2 separate regions of the Mus musculus genome follow, and region 1 is linked to region 2. A link is a loop called in an ENCODE intact Hi-C map of the cell type or tissue named here. Cell type or tissue: heart. All regions are shown on one strand. Links, peaks and the distances in the headings refer to the core of each region. The heading gives the core; the rest is flanking DNA. Region 1 overlaps Bsg (basigin). Region 2 holds the start of Rnf126 (ring finger protein 126).

Region 1 (4,380 bases), core at 69-4,068, 57 kb before region 2:
CTAACCTTTCCTGGGAACAGACCCATAGCCTACAGCCTGGGCAGGGCCCAGGTCAACCAGTGATGTGTTTCCCACTATGCAGTGGGGGAGGGGCTCTGCTCAGAGGGCTACCCTGTGGCATGGACACTTAAGGTTTCCTGATTATGAGGCTGAATTTGATATTAGGGTCTCTTCAGGCTGCTCCAAGCACTTCACACCCTGATTTCGCATGCTTGCTCTGAGTGAGTGACTAGGCTGGCCTCCCTGGCTAGGCCAACTCAGACACTCACTGCAGGGTGTTACCCCAGCGCTTACCCAGATCTAATTTAACCCTAATAATTCCTCAGGCTTCTAGATGACATGGTGAGAGAGGTGACAAGCCAACAGCCTGGGTCAGCACTGGATAGCAGGAGACTGCCTGTGGGCTGCCCTCTAGAACAGTGCCCCCCTCCCTCCCTGCACCCTGTGGTGCTGGCTTGTTTACCCAATGCCTCAGGCTGGCCCTGCTCTCACCTGTCTGCCAGTAGGCAGGAAGGAGGGACTGTGGGGACATGCTGCAAGCTGTGGGCTACAAGTCACATGGCCAAGCTGTGGAGGCTCCTGGGGTTGGGATCATAGTTAGTGGTTACCCCTAAGCAATGCTAGCTAGGCTCCGTGTGGGAAGGTTGGACAGATGTCAAGGGAGTACCACAGGGCACCCTGCATTCCTGAGACTAGATTATGGGTCATTTAGTTGGTCCTAAAAGGGCTGAAATGTGGCCATTAGGCGCATGGTCCTTGGGAACATGGTAGCCATGTCCCAGACTGATGACACCCACAGTATAGTGTCTCTTCAGAAACCTAGCTGGGGCTGGGGTCTTCAGGGCATCCGTCTTTCCTGACAGTCCTAGATGGAGTGGAGTTGATACAGACATCCTGGAGCAGTAAACAGGGAAGGGGACTAAGGGAAAGGGCACTCACTGCTGTGGCCTCCTCCTGACTCAGCCTACCCACGTGCCTGCAACTGCAGGTTGGGCAGTCCCACAGATCGCAGCTCTGGAATGTAGGTTACCAGGAAACCTCTACCAAAGCTGCTGTGTCGTTCATACCCCAGGGGCCTTGAGGCCTCCCAGGCTCTAGGTGTCACTCTTGGTCCTGGAGCTTATCCTGCTGCCATCCCACCCCCCCACCCCCACTACAGGGCCTAAAGCCTAAGCCTAAACCCATATACTTGTACTTCCAGACAGCAACCACACCTTGTGTAGGCATGCAAAGACCTGCCTTCCCACAGGACATGTGTTTGGGGCAGGCATACAGGTCTGAGTGTTCCAGGTCCCTATGTAATACTGAGAGGCCCTGTCTTGAAGTATTTGTTTGTTTTTGTTTTTTTCTTTTTTGGAGACAACTTTAAACACATAGCCCAGCTGGCCTGGAACTCCTAGCAATCCTCCTGTATAGACCTCCTCCTAAGTGGTGGGATTATAAGCGAGCCACAACACCTGGCTTTTACTCTGTTTTCGTTTTTTAATTACATTTCGTGTGTGTGTGTGTGTGTGTGTGTGTGTGTGTGTGTGTGTGTACATTAGTTGCACACAGGTACTTCGCCGCATGGGTCTTGGGGTTGGACTGCGGCTTTAGGCTTGGTGGTTACCACTTTTACCCAGCCCTTTGTGTTTTGTTGTCTACCTAACTTCATACTTCTCCCCGCAAGCAGAAAAGAAATGGAGTTTGCTGTGTTGTGTTGGCCCCTGTGGCAGGCCCTGGTGGCTGTCCTTCCTTGTAGTAACGGGTACTAACCCTTTCCCATAGCTGGTTTCCTCAAGGCACCACTGTCGCAGGAGCGGTGGGCGGGGGGCAGCGTGGTCCTGCACTGTGAGGCTGTGGGCAGCCCCATCCCCGAGATCCAGTGGTGGTTTGAAGGGAATGCTCCAAACGACAGCTGCTCCCAGCTCTGGGATGGTGCCCGGCTGGACCGTGTTCACATCCATGCCGCCTACCGTCAGCATGCAGCCAGTTCGCTCTCTGTTGATGGGCTCACCGCAGAGGACACAGGCACTTACGAGTGCCGGGCCAGCAGTGACCCAGACCGCAACCACCTTACTCGGCCACCCAGGGTCAAGTGGGTCCGTGCCCAGGCGAGCGTGGTGGTCCTTGAACGTGAGTGGCCAGGGCACCTGTTTCTGTTTACCTCTCGTGCCACCCAACCCTGGCTCCCACTTTGTAGAACCAGATGCTGCTCTGCCCTACCACTCATTGAGACTCCCCTGGGCACACGGGTGAGCTGAACACTCATCAGTGTCCTTGCTGGGTGCAGGTTGGCCCTGCCCTCTTCCAGGTGGCTCCTCGGTTCGCACCCCAGGCCTTTGGTCTGCTGTGCACCGCCCTGACCTCCCGTCCTGCTCTGCTCCATGCACCTGCTCTCCTGCCTCCCCTGCCTCCCCTGTGATTGTCTGGCAGGGGTGGGGTCTGCTGCCCAAGTGTTCGCTCTGACTGTCTACTGCAAACCTGAAAATTCCAGCCAGACTTTGCAGAGCCCTCTGGGGGTTTAGTGTCCAGTTCTGAGTGACGGTCAGATAACAGTGAGGGGACCACATGGCTGTGGGAGCAGCAGGCGGGGCTTGGGCAGCTGCGTCTCTTATCTTGAAGTGGTTTGTAGTGCAGCATCAGCTTGCTTTAGCCGTCTGGGGCTGTAGACTGTCAGCCGCTGTGATTCCAACAGCAGACCTCACAGAGTGGGGCTGACTACTATGCTGAGCTTATACTCTTTCTCCCTGTGGCTTCAGCGGGCACCATCCAAACCTCTGTCCAGGAAGTCAACTCCAAAACACAGCTTACCTGCTCTTTGAACAGCAGTGGCGTTGACATCGTTGGCCACCGCTGGATGAGAGGTGGCAAGGTACTGCAGGAGGACACTCTGCCCGACCTGCATACGAAGTACATGTGAGTCCACAGTGCTCAAAGGACCCTGTCCTGATGCTGTCCATGGGGACCTGCCTCCATCCTGACGTGTAGCAGTGCCAGGCTCCACACAGCTCTGGATTGGCTGGGTGGCCTTACCTGTATAGCGTGAGAGAGCCCAAGGCCCTATGATCTGCACAGAGAGCCCTGGTGGGGAGGTGGCCACCATGCCTTGGGAGTTCCTTACCTCACCGAGGCTCTGTCCCCTGCAGAGTGGACGCAGATGACCGCTCTGGGGAATATTCCTGCATCTTCCTTCCTGAGCCTGTGGGCAGAAGCGAGATCAATGTGGAAGGTAATCTGTGGGAGTGGTGGGGGCGGGCCAGGAGGTGGCTGGCGTGAAGGCCAGGGACTGGTGTTGGGGCTGAGAGCAGTCTACAACGTGCTTGGGCATCAGGGTTCTCATCCTCACAGGGCCACCCAGGATCAAGGTCGGAAAGAAATCAGAGCATTCCAGTGAGGGAGAGCTTGCGAAACTGGTCTGCAAGTCCGATGCATCCTACCCTCCTATTACAGATTGGTTCTGGTTTAAGACCTCTGACACTGGGGAAGAAGAGGTAAGGGCTGTGAGGCTAAGGACATGGAGCTTGAGTGGTGCCAAGGACCAGGCTGCAGTGGGAGCATGAGGTTCTGGACATGGGGGTAGGGGAGGCGGCAGAAGGGGCACCGGGTGCTAGGAATGGGAGTGGGGATAAGAGCATCAGAGGGGACACAGGAGAGGACGCTTTGGTGTGGGGATCTGGGACAGTGTAGGACAGACTCTAGCATGACATGACAAGCCCTTCTCCCTAGGCAATCACCAATAGCACTGAAGCCAATGGCAAGTATGTGGTGGTATCCACGCCTGAGAAGTCACAGCTGACCATCAGCAACCTTGACGTAAATGTTGACCCTGGCACCTACGTGTGTAATGCCACCAACGCCCAGGGCACTACTCGGGAAACCATCTCACTGCGTGTGCGGAGCCGCATGGCAGCCCTCTGGCCCTTCCTAGGCATCGTGGCTGAGGTCCTGGTGTTGGTTACCATCATCTTTATCTATGAGAAGAGGCGGAAGCCAGACCAGACCCTGGACGGTGAGCAGTCCTGGGTCTGGGTGAGTGGGTGGGATGCCCTCAGTGTGTCCACCTGGAGGAGAGTGGGGTCTGCTTGTAGCTCACCCTCCTCCTTCCTCCATCACTTGGCCACAAGCTGCTGTCCTCTGGGGAGCTCGCTGTGAGGACTTGGGGCTGTGGGTGCCTCTAGCTGTACACTGCATGGCGAGCTGGGGTAGGATGTGTTGGCCTCACCATGTGTTGATCATCTGATGTACGACACTTCTGCAGCACCATGAGGGTGGCAGTGTGGGGCCAAGTTCACACGAGCCCTGACACATGTCCTTTCTCTTTCATGTGGCTGCTCCTGGCTGCAGAGGATGACCCTGGCGCCGCCCCACTGTAAGTCCAGCCACTGTGGGCTCTGGGGA
Region 2 (4,380 bases), core at 285-4,284:
AGTGACATCCTGCCCAGACAAGACCCCCAATCCCAGCCCCTACAGTCTCAGACCTGACTGTAGGATATCACAGGACATAGGGTCCCCTACACTCAGATGACCTTTGTAACACATACTGAAGGACTATTCTGAGTGCTTACAGGACGGGTGGGGGGCTGAGTGGGCTGGAGAGGGCCTCTGGCCACAGCGTTACTGTCTGCAGACCTCTGCTCTGCCCTACTCTACTCTGTACAGGATCAGTAGCTTCTGGAACTGATGGGTTGTGAGACACAGGGAGCCAAAGACCCAGCTCCCTGCCCAAGGCTCCTAGTGTAAAATCGTCATCCTTGGTCATGTTTGTGTGACATATCTCCAGAAGCCAGCCACTACCCGTCTCGCCAGCCTATGTATCACTTTGCTCGGCACATGGCCTTGCCCTCTGAACACCTCCACTATGCCGGGGACCCTGTCTGTGGAGTGTCTCTGCCCAGGACCCAGGCCAGGACCTCTCATGCTTGATCCCATGCCAGGCACTGTGCTCACACAAGCAGCAGGCATCGGCTTCCCTTATCTGCTTCCCTGGACCCATGAGCAGGTAAAACAAGGAGGCAGGCTGCAGGTGCCTGCCCATGGACACCCCGAGTCCACACCTGTACATCACATGGCCTCCACCAACACACCCAGCAGACGATCAAGTCTAGGCTCGCATTGCCCACACCTCTCGCCAACTCATCTGTTTCCTGCTGACACGTTCCCAGACAAGCCATCTTCCCAACACCCTGAAGCTCTGAAGCTCTGCCACTGCTGCAGCCATAGCCGCACAGGCACAAGCTACCTATTAGAACAGCTGTTCTCAACCTGTGGACCACAACCTCTCTGGGGTTGAAGGATTTTTTCACAGGGGTTCCGTATCAGATAATCTGCTAGTAAGATATATTTACATTACAATTTATAACAGTATCGTAATTATAGATACGACGTAGCAACAAAATAATTGTATAGTTGGGGTCACCACATGAGGAACTGTATTAAAGTGTCCCAGCACTAGGAAAGTTGTGAGCCACTGCATTAGAACCCTGCTCACTTGTCTGGGGAGAGCAGCACAATGGGCAGCTGATACACCAAGGTTGTGCTCGGGCTACAGCTGACAATCGACCCTGTGCTGAGACCCATCTGACCTTAGAGCAAAGCAGCAAGAGGTAGCACAGGGCCTGCGAAGATGCCACCACTGGAACTGGGTGTCTCTGGCGGTTAACTCAGGTGTCTGAGAGGCAGCTGAAACTAACACCGCATAGGACGGCCTATTCTGGAGTGTGGGCCATGGCAAGTCTCACTGAACCCACAGACCTGCCCCTGCTCCCTGTCCCACACTAGCTGCTCATACAAAAACCACCCATGCCGGTCAGGTGGTGGCGGAACACGCCTTTAATCTCAGTACTTGAGAGGCAGAGGCAAGCAGATCTCTGTGAATTCAAGGCCAGCCTGGTCTACAGAGTGAGTCCCAGGACAGCCAGAGCTGTTACACAGAGAAACCCTGTCTGGAGAAACAAAACAAAACATCCCCCATGCTCTGTTTAAACACTTGTCACTCCCTGACTGGCTGGCCTATACAAACCCTGTAAGAACAAAGACCATGCTGGGTCACTGGGGCTTACAGGTAGGCTCGTGCCAGGCACAGTGGCAGTTGAGAGGTCAGGGTCCTCCTTATTCAAGGGCACTGAGCCAGAACCTGGTGCTGCTCTGGTCCCAGTAAGGAAACCTGACAGCTAGGTGTACACCTGGGTCTGGCCATCTCCTTACAGAAAACAGTTCCCAGAGCTCACAATGGTGCCAAGGGGCAGCATAGTCCCCAGTCCAGGGGCGTCAAGGCAGATCTGGGGAGGCAAGGCTGAGGCACAGGAAACACAAGTAGAAATAACAATCAATTCCTATGTTCCAGGTTCACCTGGCACCCCACATACCACTCTCTCCAAGCTGCCCCCCTTCCTAGACAGGGTTCCTGTCTGTCCTGGAACTAACAGTTGGCCTCAAACTCAGACATCGGCCTGCCTCTGCCTCCCAAGTGCTGAAATAAAAGGTGTATGCCACCACCTGAATTCTTGGAGTTAATCGCCCTGAAGAATGTCATGGTGTCACCATCCAGAGGGAGAGTGCAGAGACCAGAAGGAACTACAGCACCTCTTACCACCCACCCCGTCGTCACCCTGACAGACTCTGGCTAATTACTCCACCACCTTCTCCGCAATGGTAGATTGGCTTACACCAAACTAGCTACTACTTCTTCAAGGACCCACCCAGGCTTCCACCTCGAAGGGCAGGAGCAGGCTCCACGCTTGGCCTGGAAAGGCCACGGTAGGTTGCAAGTACTGAGCGATCACCTTTCCAGGAGCGAGCCTCAAACCTGGGTATGAAACAAGGGATGCCTGGAAGGTGGGAGGTTCTGTCCTGGGAGAGGAGGCCTGGGGATACCAGCCTAGTCAAAGTCACTCTCAAGAAACTTGCAGGATCCCTGGCATGCACCTGGACAAAACCACCTTGAACCGGAAAAGATGCAGGACACCCAAGCAGGGTCCTCAGGATAGATATGTCCAAAGCTACGAGGAAGAAGCAGGAGGCCAGGGGACAACCAGGTGGGGACCGGGGGATGCAACTGGTCAAAGCCACACTGAAGCCTTAGCACAAGGCCTGTAACAGGCAAGGAGGTGCAGGTACGACCTTCCCAGACCCTCCAGCTCCGCCGTCGGATTCGCAGCTCCTCTGGGCGCAGCAGCGAGGCCCGGGGCGGCGCTCGAGGCCGCGCCGCGCGCCCCCGCGTCCTGGCCACGCGCTCGGCGGCCGTCCCCAGCGCGGAGCTCAGCTTCCGAGCCCCACCGGGTCCGACCAAGCCTGCGTCCCTCGGGCGACCCCGCCGCCGCCCTAGGTTCTTGGACCTGCCCGCCACGCTGCTCGCACCCCGCCGGGTCTCAATTTCCCCTCTAGCCAGCTTCGCGCGCACAGCTCCACGGCCCTCCCGCCCAGGTCTCACCGGCAGGCGCGGCACGATCTCTACCGAGCAGCAGTGGCAGAAGTACCGTCCGGGCTGCGGCGACGCCTCGGCCATGGCCACCGCCGCCTCCGCGCCGCCCGCCCCCCGCGCGGCGCCTGCCGCCGGCCGTTTGCTGCTCCCTCGCCGGCCGACGCGCCCGCGCACGCTCACGCATGGCACGCACGGCACGCACGGCAGGCGTGGGGCTCGCGGAGAAACGCGGGCAACGCGCTGCGGGGGGCTGACTCGTGGAGAACGGTGGCCGCACTAGGACAAAATAAGTATTTCCGGAAGCCAGAGACCTGGGTCCAGTGTGTGGGGCGGAGCCTGGGGGCGAAGCGGCGGAGCCTAGTCTCCTTAGTAACCGGGACGGAGGTGAGGGTCAAGACTGCAGAGCATCTTGGGGGCGTGGCCTATCTGGTGTGGGCGGAGTCTAGAGGGCTTGGCACTTGGGGGTGGAAGGGCGGAGTCACGCTTGAAGAGTGCGGAAGTCCAGGGACAGCGCGAAGGCGGGTCGCCTTGGCGATGACTTTAGGAGGTGAAGTCAGACATGGAAGCAGAAGAAGTCAGAGATGGGGGGCCAGCGAGCGGCGGGGCTACGTGGGGGAGAAGACTTTTTGGCAACCTGCGTGGGACAGGGCCTCGGGGAAGCCTCCGCGACCAAAGGGCGGGGCCTTCGTGGGGGCCCGGGATGTCTCTTTGGCAACCTGGGGTAGGTTATAACCTGTAGGCAACTGGAAAGCTTTAGGGTCCGCAGGCTGAGCCTGCGCAGGGCGGGGCCGGGTTTCCATGGTGACGAGACAGCGACGGGACCAATCCTGGAATCCGCCTAGGAATTTGGCGTGAGCCTGGAGGCGGAGCTCCAAGCTTGCGGGGGCCGTCTCCTTGGCAACGAGGATGGGCAAGCCTGAAGGCGGGTGACTATCTCCAGAGCGGGGATGTAGTCGACAGGGCTGAGTTTCTCCGGCATACGGGATTGGATGTAGAGGCCTCGGAAAGCCAAGTACAGTCGCGAAGTTGGAGTCCTTGAGGGGCGGGACTTGGTTGCCTTGCCAATGGCTTAAGTTGTTAGGGCTATCCCTAAAAAAAAAAAAAAAAAAAAAGTGAGGGACGGGGCCTAAGAGACTCCTCCTCTTCTTCGAACCATCAAGCCCTCATTTCCCAGCTTCCTTCCCCTCATTTAGCCTTCCAGACAAGCTTGCCTGTGGATATTTGCTTGCACTGCACTGCCTGTGCCTCCAAGTGCTTGGTCCCCCAAACTCCGGAGTCTCGGCTGCAATGTTGCCTTTTCACGCGGTCTCTACAGCCCTCCTACATACACTTATGTACACCTGATAATCTGTAAAAACAGTGCCGGGCAGAAGGGAGTATCATGT

The links. Hi-C counts contacts between places; a loop is a spot of excess contacts. Peaks named below come from ENCODE experiments on the same cell type or tissue, not always from the same donor. Only the 100,000 strongest peaks of a DNase experiment are listed, where the experiment ranks them.
Region 1: a loop joins it to region 2, with 3 times the contacts of the local background. A loop is called at or near these places in 5 of 42 quality-filtered maps.

What each region holds. Positions count from the first base shown.
Region 1 is chr10:79,706,930-79,711,309 of GRCm38, forward strand. Bsg (basigin) reads left to right here. Exons shown (of 8, transcript NM_009768.2): 2 at 1,768-2,115; 3 at 2,742-2,898; 4 at 3,129-3,211; 5 at 3,331-3,473; 6 at 3,709-3,991; 7 at 4,327-4,351. Among named protein-coding and RNA genes, the nearest start is that of Bsg, 4.8 kb to the left of the region's middle. In heart, for the core only: no CTCF peak of the experiment used is centred there; DNase peaks (open chromatin) are centred at 1,912 and 2,552; H3K4me3 peaks cover 2,592 bases; H3K27ac peaks cover 2,164 bases.
Region 2 is chr10:79,763,749-79,768,128 of GRCm38, forward strand. It overlaps Rnf126 (ring finger protein 126), which reads right to left and starts at 3,204. Exons shown (of 9, transcript NM_144528.3): 1 at 3,005-3,204. The coding sequence starts at 3,079. In heart, for the core only: no CTCF peak of the experiment used is centred there; DNase peaks (open chromatin) are centred at 1,720, 2,413, 3,353, 3,833 and 1 weaker place; H3K4me3 peaks cover 3,603 bases; H3K27ac peaks cover 2,743 bases.